Regions from separate parts of the Homo sapiens genome. Here region 1 is linked to region 2. A link is an interaction called in ENCODE POLR2A ChIA-PET data of the cell type or tissue named here. Cell type or tissue: Panc1. All regions are shown on one strand. Each heading gives the region's core, and the rest is flanking DNA. Links, peaks and the distances in the headings are about the cores only.

Region 1 (4,394 bases), core at 277-4,276, 190 kb after region 2:
TTTGATTACAATTCAAGACAAGATTTGGGTGGGGATACAGAGCCAGACTATATCAGATGGGATTGCAGGAGATAAGTCTGGATAGATTGGAAAGGAGGATGTTGTCTGGCTATGAAGGGCCCTGAGTGACTGGCTGAAGAATTTGGATTTCATTTTGTGTTTAGAGTTGAGCCACGGACAATTTTTAAGAAAGAGTGGTGACAGTGTTCAATAACATTCAATAAGTACTTACCACCTACAATGGACTGGGAATTGTGGACTGTACAGCAGGCTGTGCAGGAAGTTGCTGAGATTCACCTCCTTTAGGAAACTTTTTCTGATTCCCTGTCTTGTCTGTACCCCACTATTCCTTCTAATATAGCACCTCTAGCACTTTAGTGCATTTATGAAATTACTGCCTGTCTCTACCCCTGCTGCCTGTTTTATTCACCCCACATCAAGCTTTGTGTTGTGTATAGTTAGCCACAGTCAAAGGTCTTCTCCCCAGTTTTTTCTAAAACTGACATTAGGCCAATAAGCACATTGAGCTCAGCCTTCAGGGGGGAGAAGTCATAATCCGCCACCATGATTCTTGAGAAGGATGGTCCTCTTAACCAAAGAACATTGAACATCTTTATGCTGATGCCCAAGAGCCTCAGAGAAATGTAAGCACTATTCAGTGGAACTATTCTTGCCTTCCTCCACGAGATAAATGGCTGAGTCACCGTTCTACCCTCTGGTCTAGTGATTCCCAATCTTCTTTGAGTAAGAGGGACTCCATGAAATACTTCACTGCGAAAATTCTCAAACACACACAAAAGTATTAATAGTGAAAATAGTAATAATGAACCCTTATAGACACTTTACTCAGATTCAACATTTATCTAGAATTTTTCATTCTTGTTTCCTCTATTTGTTTTCCAGCCATCATCTCTTCTTTTAAGTTAAATGTACATAGTTTTGGTGGAGACACTGAATTTGAACATGTGTTCTATTCTTAGAGTGCTGGTTCTAGTCTTTGAAGATTTGGCTTGAAGGTTAAAGCATCGTGAAAAATAAAACTACATGTGTAAACCTGCAGTCTTTTTACCCCTTACAGCTTTGACCTTATTACCCTGAGCAATAAGTCTAACCCTTTCTCCTCTGTGTATTGAAACTAAAGAGTAAGTAGTTGATTCCCACTGTTCTTCCCACAAATTTTCAGCAGGGGTAGGGCCAATTCACTCCTTGTTTTAGGCTTAAAACTCCCCCTGAAGTGCAGGGATGAAGGCTGGTGTGTAACTGAAGTCGCTGGATATTGTGTGCATAAGGTGGGAGAGTGAGTTGAATTTCATGGGCTTTTCTGAAGCTTTCTGTCTTAACTAAAAACGTTGGCATTTTCTGGGAAGTTGGCTGTATGCTTATTGAGAAAGAGAGACTTCTCTTCAGTACAGTGTGACATTTCTACAAAAATCAATGATTTAGAAACAGGTATCTGAAATGAAATGTGCAACTTCACTTTCCATTTGTTGGAAATCCTGCTGGGCTGGTTTTGAAATCTTCATACATGTGCGGTATACCTTTAGGGGGTGAAAATTATATTGACTCTGCACTTTGGAACATGTAACAAATATCTTTTGCAATGTGGCAAAAAAATAAAGCAACATCCTAATCCTATATTTCCAAATTGGTTTTGTGCTAGTTATTTAATTTATTGTTTACTTTTGGTACTAGTGTTTGTTTTTTCCTTTTATCTTGGAAGCTTTTTATCTTTATTAGACTCAGTTACCTAATCCAGTAGAAGGGATGGTAATGAACGTGGCACACTGCTACCCTATCCATGTGTCAAGTTGAAACCTGCTATTTGATTATCAGAAGTAGTGAAGCTTATAGGAGCATGATGATGTTTTAAATTTGATTTTTTTTTGAAAATTAAAGAAGCCAGGTACTAAATATCAACACAATGAAGAAGGAGAGGCTCAACCCACTTTGAAATCCAGCCCCCTTCCCCACCAAGGTGCTCAAGAATTTCTGCATCTTCTTTAAAGTCCTTAAAAGGATTAACTTCTAAAGGGACTGATAAAGGAGGAGAGAAAAATAAGAAAGTATAAAAAGACTCTAATAAAAACTCAATACAGGGCTAGCACTTAATTCCATCTCACAATAACAAGAAGAAAGCATAATGGAGATTGAGGAGCAGGGCCATTTACATAATAACTTCCTAGCAACAGCTGTAATGAACAAATACGGGCAGATGAGTCAATTACCTGAGACACTACCTTACATCAGAGCTTAGAGAAAAGGGAAAAAGGAAAGAAACAATTAAATAGCTGAGATTCCCTGAATTTGGGTTATATCATATGTAGTTTCAGACCTAATTGCGTAAAACTAATTAGGCCAAAGAGAATCCACCTGATGAGACAAATATTGTCACCATCCAGGGGCAGGCAGGGGTGAATGGGTGCTTACCTTTCCTGTTAACGGGTGGGCTTGGGCTGGTACCTGTGAATATTCTGGCTTGGCTTGAACATATTTAACGTCAAAATCATCCTCATCCTCCTTCTCCTAATCACCATCACTGCTGTCATCTGTTGAGTGCTCCCTAACTCTCCTACATAATATCTCCTTCAACCTGCATAATATTCCTGTCAAAGTAGATAAGATCATCTCCATGTTACAGATGAGGAATCTGAGGCTGAGAGCAGGAAAATTACCCAAAATCTAATGGTTAATAATTGAAGTGATGATAGTTCATTTTTATTGAGCACGTGGCGGGCACCACGCTAAGTGCTTTGCATGGATTGTCTGAGGTTACTACACTCACTGCAGATGAGGAAACAGAGAGGCAGGGAAGTCAGGTCACCTGCCCAAGACCACACAGCTTCTGAGAGCAAGAACCAGAACTTGAATTCAGGTGGTTGTGTCAGAAGGTGCGAGAATTAGGATTCAAACCTAAATATACTTAATGCAAAGCCCATGCTGGTACCATTGCAACTCCCTGTGGCCATGGGCACTTGCAGGGCAGAGGCAGCCATGCCAGCCAAGGATCGTGTGACTTGTGTTTCTTTACACACACTTCATGGATGTAACAAAAGTATGGTAGTCACACTGTGCTTCTGTCAATTGAATAAGGTGATTCTGAGGCACAGTCATGGAGGATTTGCCTGTATGAGTGTGCATTTGTGTACATATGTGTGTGCGTGCTTCCTTTTCCTGCAGTACTTCAACTGGACAGGATTGCATGCTCCAGAACTTTCTTTCAATATTCCCTTCACTTAGGGAATCTTTGCCCCATTCAGATAACAGACTGCAATCTGGGAAAATACTTCATGCCGCAGCATTAACACCAAAGAATGTATCAAAGGCTTCTCTTTTCTAGAATGGCACACTAACATCTTTTATTAGGTGCAGATGTTTTCTGCGCTTTAAACAAAATGAGCGACTACGTGTAGAAATTCAGCCTCCTTGACAGGGAGTTGGAGGTCTCCTCAGGTGCATTGTGTATGTATGTATGGTGGGACTGAGTGAGGGGGGCTCAGAAAGGATTTTTTTTTTGGGAAAGAGAGAGACGCTTCTTTGCTTCTGAAACTGTCAAACAGACCCAGGTTTCTCGTTCCACCTACATTGTGATCCCCAGGCCTCATCCTTCCTCCCTCTGGGCTAGCAGGAAGATTTAAGGAGGGGCATGGATCTGGGGGAGACGTAGCCGGAGGAAAGTGGGTCAGTAGGCTGAGAGGCAGGGGACGCATCTCGATTCCATTTCCTGGATTGTGCCCTTTGTCAGACTTGCCTACAGACAGAGGGCCTGTGTGTTCCAATTTTGCAGAATTACCTTCCCTGGTTGGAACCCAATCCCCCAACCTCAAGCTCTGCAGACATCTTCCCTGATCAATGTCCTGTCCTCTTTTCTCTGTCAAGTTGTTCCTCCTTCCCGAGCTCTATTGTGATTTGGGGCACCTGAGGAATTAACTATTTCTCTCGTGTCTTTGCCTAACCACAGGTGAATGTCTCGACCCGCTTTTAAGCTGGCTCCGCCCTCTGGACGCGTTCTTTTAAAGGTGGGAGCTCCGACGGAGGGCCCTGATTCCGGCCTCGCTACCAGCTGGGCTGTGTGGGGGAGCGAGGCCTAATAACCCAGGGGGCGCTGGGCGGGAACGGCGTGGATCCCTCGGCCTCGCACACCTGGCTCCTAGTCCTCTCGGCCGGGCCGGTGATCCTCTGGTCGGGGGTGGGGGTGGGGGGGGCTTGCGGCAGCTCACACCTGAGGCCGTTACAAAAGGCCTGCAGCTTAACTCGCTGCAGCTCGGGGGGATGGATTGCCTACTAACTGCAGGCGCCGTGGTGCGCCGAGAAAACAGCGAAAACTGGGCCAGCGGAGGCGGGTGGGCCTCCTTGGAGGAGCGCACCTGGGGTGCGGGAGCGCCTCCTGGCAGCCT
Region 2 (4,394 bases), core at 313-4,312:
ATAACTTGTATTTTCTAGTGTGCATTGGGGGAAGAGTCAGGAAATTAGGATTTGTGGTTATTTTCTGCTCAAGTCTTTTCTTGCCAATGTCTTATTGCCCATGCCAGGGAGCAAGGTCAGGTGAAGGAACTGCCCAGTTAATATCAGCAATCAGCTAAGTTTTCCCGTTGGGCTATAGAAACATAACCCAGACAACTGGATTGGTTAACCTGGTTTTGGTGTTAAAGGACTATGGCAAGAAATTACTTCCATTCTCTTGCAAGTGATATATTATCGCTCTATTTTACGGCTCCAAAATTTAGAAGTTACAAAGTGTCCAGAGCTCTGGCAATAGTACAATTTAGTAGGCTGCACCATTTCATAGGGTTGCCCTAAAATAATAGTGACTAAGCTTTGTGAAAAATGGTCCAACTCATGCTGCAAATGATGGTCTTGTTACTGGAGACATGAACAATTGAAAATGGCTGGGGCTGGCTTTTCTCATTTCTTTCTCCAAGCTTGAAAACAGACCATATAATTGTAGGTGGTCATATTTGCAAAAATGTCTGCAGTAAGGACACAGCTCACCTGTTTACAGTTAGAGCTTGTGGGCCCTAATGTTTTGCATGCTGGAAGTAGACTTTGTGTGTAACCCTTCGCTTGCATAAAGGCTTCAGTGCAAATTTTTCTTGTCCATGGAAATATTTTTGTTTCAAAGAGCCAGGTAAGTATGGTGCATTGAACAAATATGTTTATTGTTGCTTCCTCTGAAAATTGCATTAAAATGATAAAAACGGAATTAAAAAGGCATAGTCCTACAAGGACAAAGACAGTAGGAGGATATGCTCGCTAAAAGTAACAACAATGGGGAGGCTCTAAGTCAGATAGATATTGGTCACTGATTTTGCAGAAGGGAAAACCTACAGCCTAAGCTGGTCAAGAGGAAACCGAGCCATGGGCTGAATTGAGTCACAGCTTCTAGGAAGCCTCAGGAATTTGTATCATTAGCAACCTCATGGAGGTTCAGGTGGGAGCATAAACAGGGGGACTGGTTTAAAGTCTTCCTGGGAAGCAATGAGAACCCTTCCCGACCCAGTCCCTCCAGCAGAGGGAACACCAGGCTCAGCTGAAGGCAGAGGCCACAGCAATAACAAGTAATCCGGTAAGAGTCTATATATTGAGCACGTGCTCCAGTGCTTCTCCTCCTCACCAGCCCAGTAGGGCATCCAATCCAGGAATCCCTTGCTGGAGGCTGCTGGCGCCCCTGCACCATGTTGGCCTGATAATGGCGGACCCAGGCTTTGGGTTGGGTAGACCTGCTCCCGTCTTAGATGTACTGCTCACACAGCTCCCTAGCTGTGTGGTTTAGAAGAAGTTACTTAATCTCTCTAACCCTTATCTGAAATTGTGGGAAAGAAGAGCTTTCATCTTAGAGGGTTGTGAGGACTCAGTGAGGCGATGGGTATAAAAATTCTAAGAAAACATCCAACTATTTCTGAAAGGCATCACTTGGTCTTTGAATGACAGTAGAGAAATGTTTGCATTGCTCTTGCCAAGAATCTATTCTTTCATCTGACTCTTTAGGATTCAGTCTAATAGCTAACATAATAAATAATTAAGAGGACTTTTCTACCCCTCCCCTTAACAGCTGTAGTGGCCATATTTAAAATGTTAGCCACAGTACAAACCTGGTTAGATGATGCCTTTTTAAACCAGTTTCAAATCAGTCTAATAAGACTTTTCTTTTAACTCCTTTCTTTTATCTCAGGGGTGCATCAATTTCATGTCTTGAATACCTTTTCAAAGACATAGTTTTGATTTGAAAACATGGTCATGATCCAGAACACATTTTATGTACTACTTGACTGTAAGCTCTTTCTAGAAATCAGTCTCTCACAGACTGTGTGACATCTATTATTGAATGAACATCACTTCTACCTATATCTTGAAGAACGTCAATCTAAATTAAAATATGCCAAGTTTCTTAACAGCATCAACGGGTTTCCTAATTAACCTATGAATACTGTCAATCTGTTAATATTGTCCTCTTGTTCTTTTACAAATGAGTTATATAACATTTCTTTTATTTACTCTAGCAATTTCAGAACTAAAGTGCTCCTTAGGGTATTCCAAACTTCCTTTCAAAAGTAAAGAAAATATCAGTAACATGAATTAGTTCATCATATTGGCCGAAGACTTTTTGGCTTCTAGGATTTTTTTCATACCAGTAACTTGAACTTCATGCATTTGCCCTTTCTGCAATGCTCTTTGTCTGTAAAAGTCTATCTTATGAATTCTTGTGGTGAGGTGGATTCCTGAGGTTTGGTTCAAGGAGCATGTAGGCAGTAGCTTTTATGATCCTTAGTCTGGCTTTCTTAACAAAGTTGCTACAATATGTCTTTTCTCCCCAAGAATGGACCTCAGTGGGTGGGGGTGGGGGGGTGGGGGATTTGATTAGCCACAATCCTGGCTTTATGGCACATTCTCATTATTGATCCATGCACAGCTTTTATTGTTTATTGTAAAATAATGGATATCTGAAGATTCACCACCCAACCCAATTGATAGAACATTGAAAGTGACTTCTGTTTTTCATTACCCTTCCCTGTATGTTCCTCATGGGGTCTTCTGGGACTAGCTCTTTTTTCTTTTCAGTTTTTTATTTCAATCTTTCATCGCGTTCTAAGATTCATTCATCTTTTTTTTTTTTTTTTTTTTTTTGAGACGGAGTCTCGCTCTGTCGCCCAGGCTGGAGTGCAGTGGCGGGATCTCGGCTCACTGCAAGCTCCGCCTCCCGGGTTCACGCCATTCTCCTGCCTCAGCCTCCCAAGTAGCTGGGACTACAGGCGCCCGCCACTACGCCCGGCTAATTTTTTGTATTTTTAGTAGAGACGGGGTTTCACCGTTTTAGCCGGGATGGTCTCGATCTCCTGACCTCGTGATCTGCCCGCCTCGGCCTCCCAAAGTGCTGGTATTACAGGCGTGAGCCACCGCGCCCTGCCGTAAGATTCATTCATCTTATAACAAGTAGCTGTGGTGAGTTTTTACTGCTGGGTGTTATTTCACTCTGTGGATATAGTATAATTTATGTATTTGTTTTTCTACCAAAAATGGGCACAAGCTGCCTCTTTACTCTGGCCGACTCTTGGCAACACCAGAGGACAAAAAAGTAGGACAGAGCTTGTCATTGGTGCCTTTTGGTATATATTTCTACACTTCCTTATTCTCTTCTTAGGCGATCATCTGAGCGTTCTGCTTGGCACATAGTCAACAACAATAAATGTTTATCGAATATTGTAAGTGACATAAAATTTAGGGCAACTCCAGACAAATGAAAGGGGCTGCCCTGAGCATTGAATTGAAGCCTCATCTTGGCTTAGAGGAAAGAGTGCTGTGATCAATTATCAATGTCTACATGGATGGGGCCTGGGGAAGTGGGCGCTTAGGAGCCGCTTATTACCACCCCAGGTTTAATAGATTACCTTCCTCATGGACTTTAAAAACTCAGCTAGAGTCATGGGCATGGATTAAAAAGAAAGGAATAGAACTTCCATTGTGGAATTTCAAGTTTCAGTAAGTCTGGGTAGTCTCTGGGCACTGAAGATGATCAATGCAATTCTTGGTGCTCTTAAACCACACTGTAACCTTCTTTTCCCTTTCTTTTTTCCTTCCTTCCTCCCTTCCTTCCTCCCTCCCTCCTTTTCTCTCTCTTCTTGTCTTTCTTTCTCTCTTCTCTCTCTTTGAGACGGGCAGATCTCATTCTGTTCCCAGGCCAGAGTGCAGTGGCACAATCATAGCTCACTGAAGCCTTGAGCTCTTGGGCTCTAGTGATCGTTCCGCTTCAGCCTCCTGAGTTGTTGGGATTACAGGCATGAGCCAACATGCCCAGCTTCCACATATTTTAAAAGTTGGTCCTGGTATTTATTCTATGTTAAATATCTAATGTAAAAAAATGCACATTTTCCAGGAAATCAACTGCAGAAAAGGTGTTGTTTTTCATCCCTATGGTTAAATGTAGATTTTCTGTTTAAAAGTAAATCTTTTACCTGTGAAGATTGGATATGATGACACTTAAAGTAATGTAATTTTAAGTTGTCTAGTTGTTTAAATGTAGTGATGAAAAATTAACCAGAATATTTCTGGCTATGACCTCAAAGACCTTTTCCTGAAACTTTCATTTCTTTGTTTTGTTCTCATTCAAGTGTTGATAGCTTTAGTGATACCACTTCCAACTCGAGCCTCACTTTTAAATGGCTTATCATAAACTGTTAGAGCTGGGATAAATATAAAATATCATTTGGTTGAGTGTGTTTCAGATCTATCACCTAAGGAGACAGCATAAAAGACCAATTTCTGGGCTCCATCCTTAAACTAATAAATCCAGTTACCTGGGTGGAAGCCCAGGAGTGTGCATT

Evidence for each region. Peaks named below come from ENCODE experiments on the same cell type or tissue, not always from the same donor. Only the 100,000 strongest peaks of a DNase experiment are listed, where the experiment ranks them.
Region 1: POLR2A ChIA-PET joins it to region 2 with 9 read pairs; 2 of 35 experiments call an interaction of 5 or more read pairs at or near these places.

The regions. Positions count from the first base shown.
Region 1 is chr6:156,396,988-156,401,381 of GRCh38, reverse strand. No RefSeq gene overlaps it. Among named protein-coding and RNA genes, the nearest start is that of SNORD28B, 20 kb to the right of the region's middle. RefSeq lists enhancers at 3,817-4,346, 4,347-4,394. In Panc1, for the core only: no CTCF peak of the experiment used is centred there; no DNase peak of the experiment used is centred there; H3K27ac peaks cover 1,184 bases.
Region 2 is chr6:156,587,372-156,591,765 of GRCh38, reverse strand. No RefSeq gene overlaps it. Among named protein-coding and RNA genes, the nearest start is that of ARID1B, 190 kb to the left of the region's middle. In Panc1, for the core only: no CTCF peak of the experiment used is centred there; no DNase peak of the experiment used is centred there.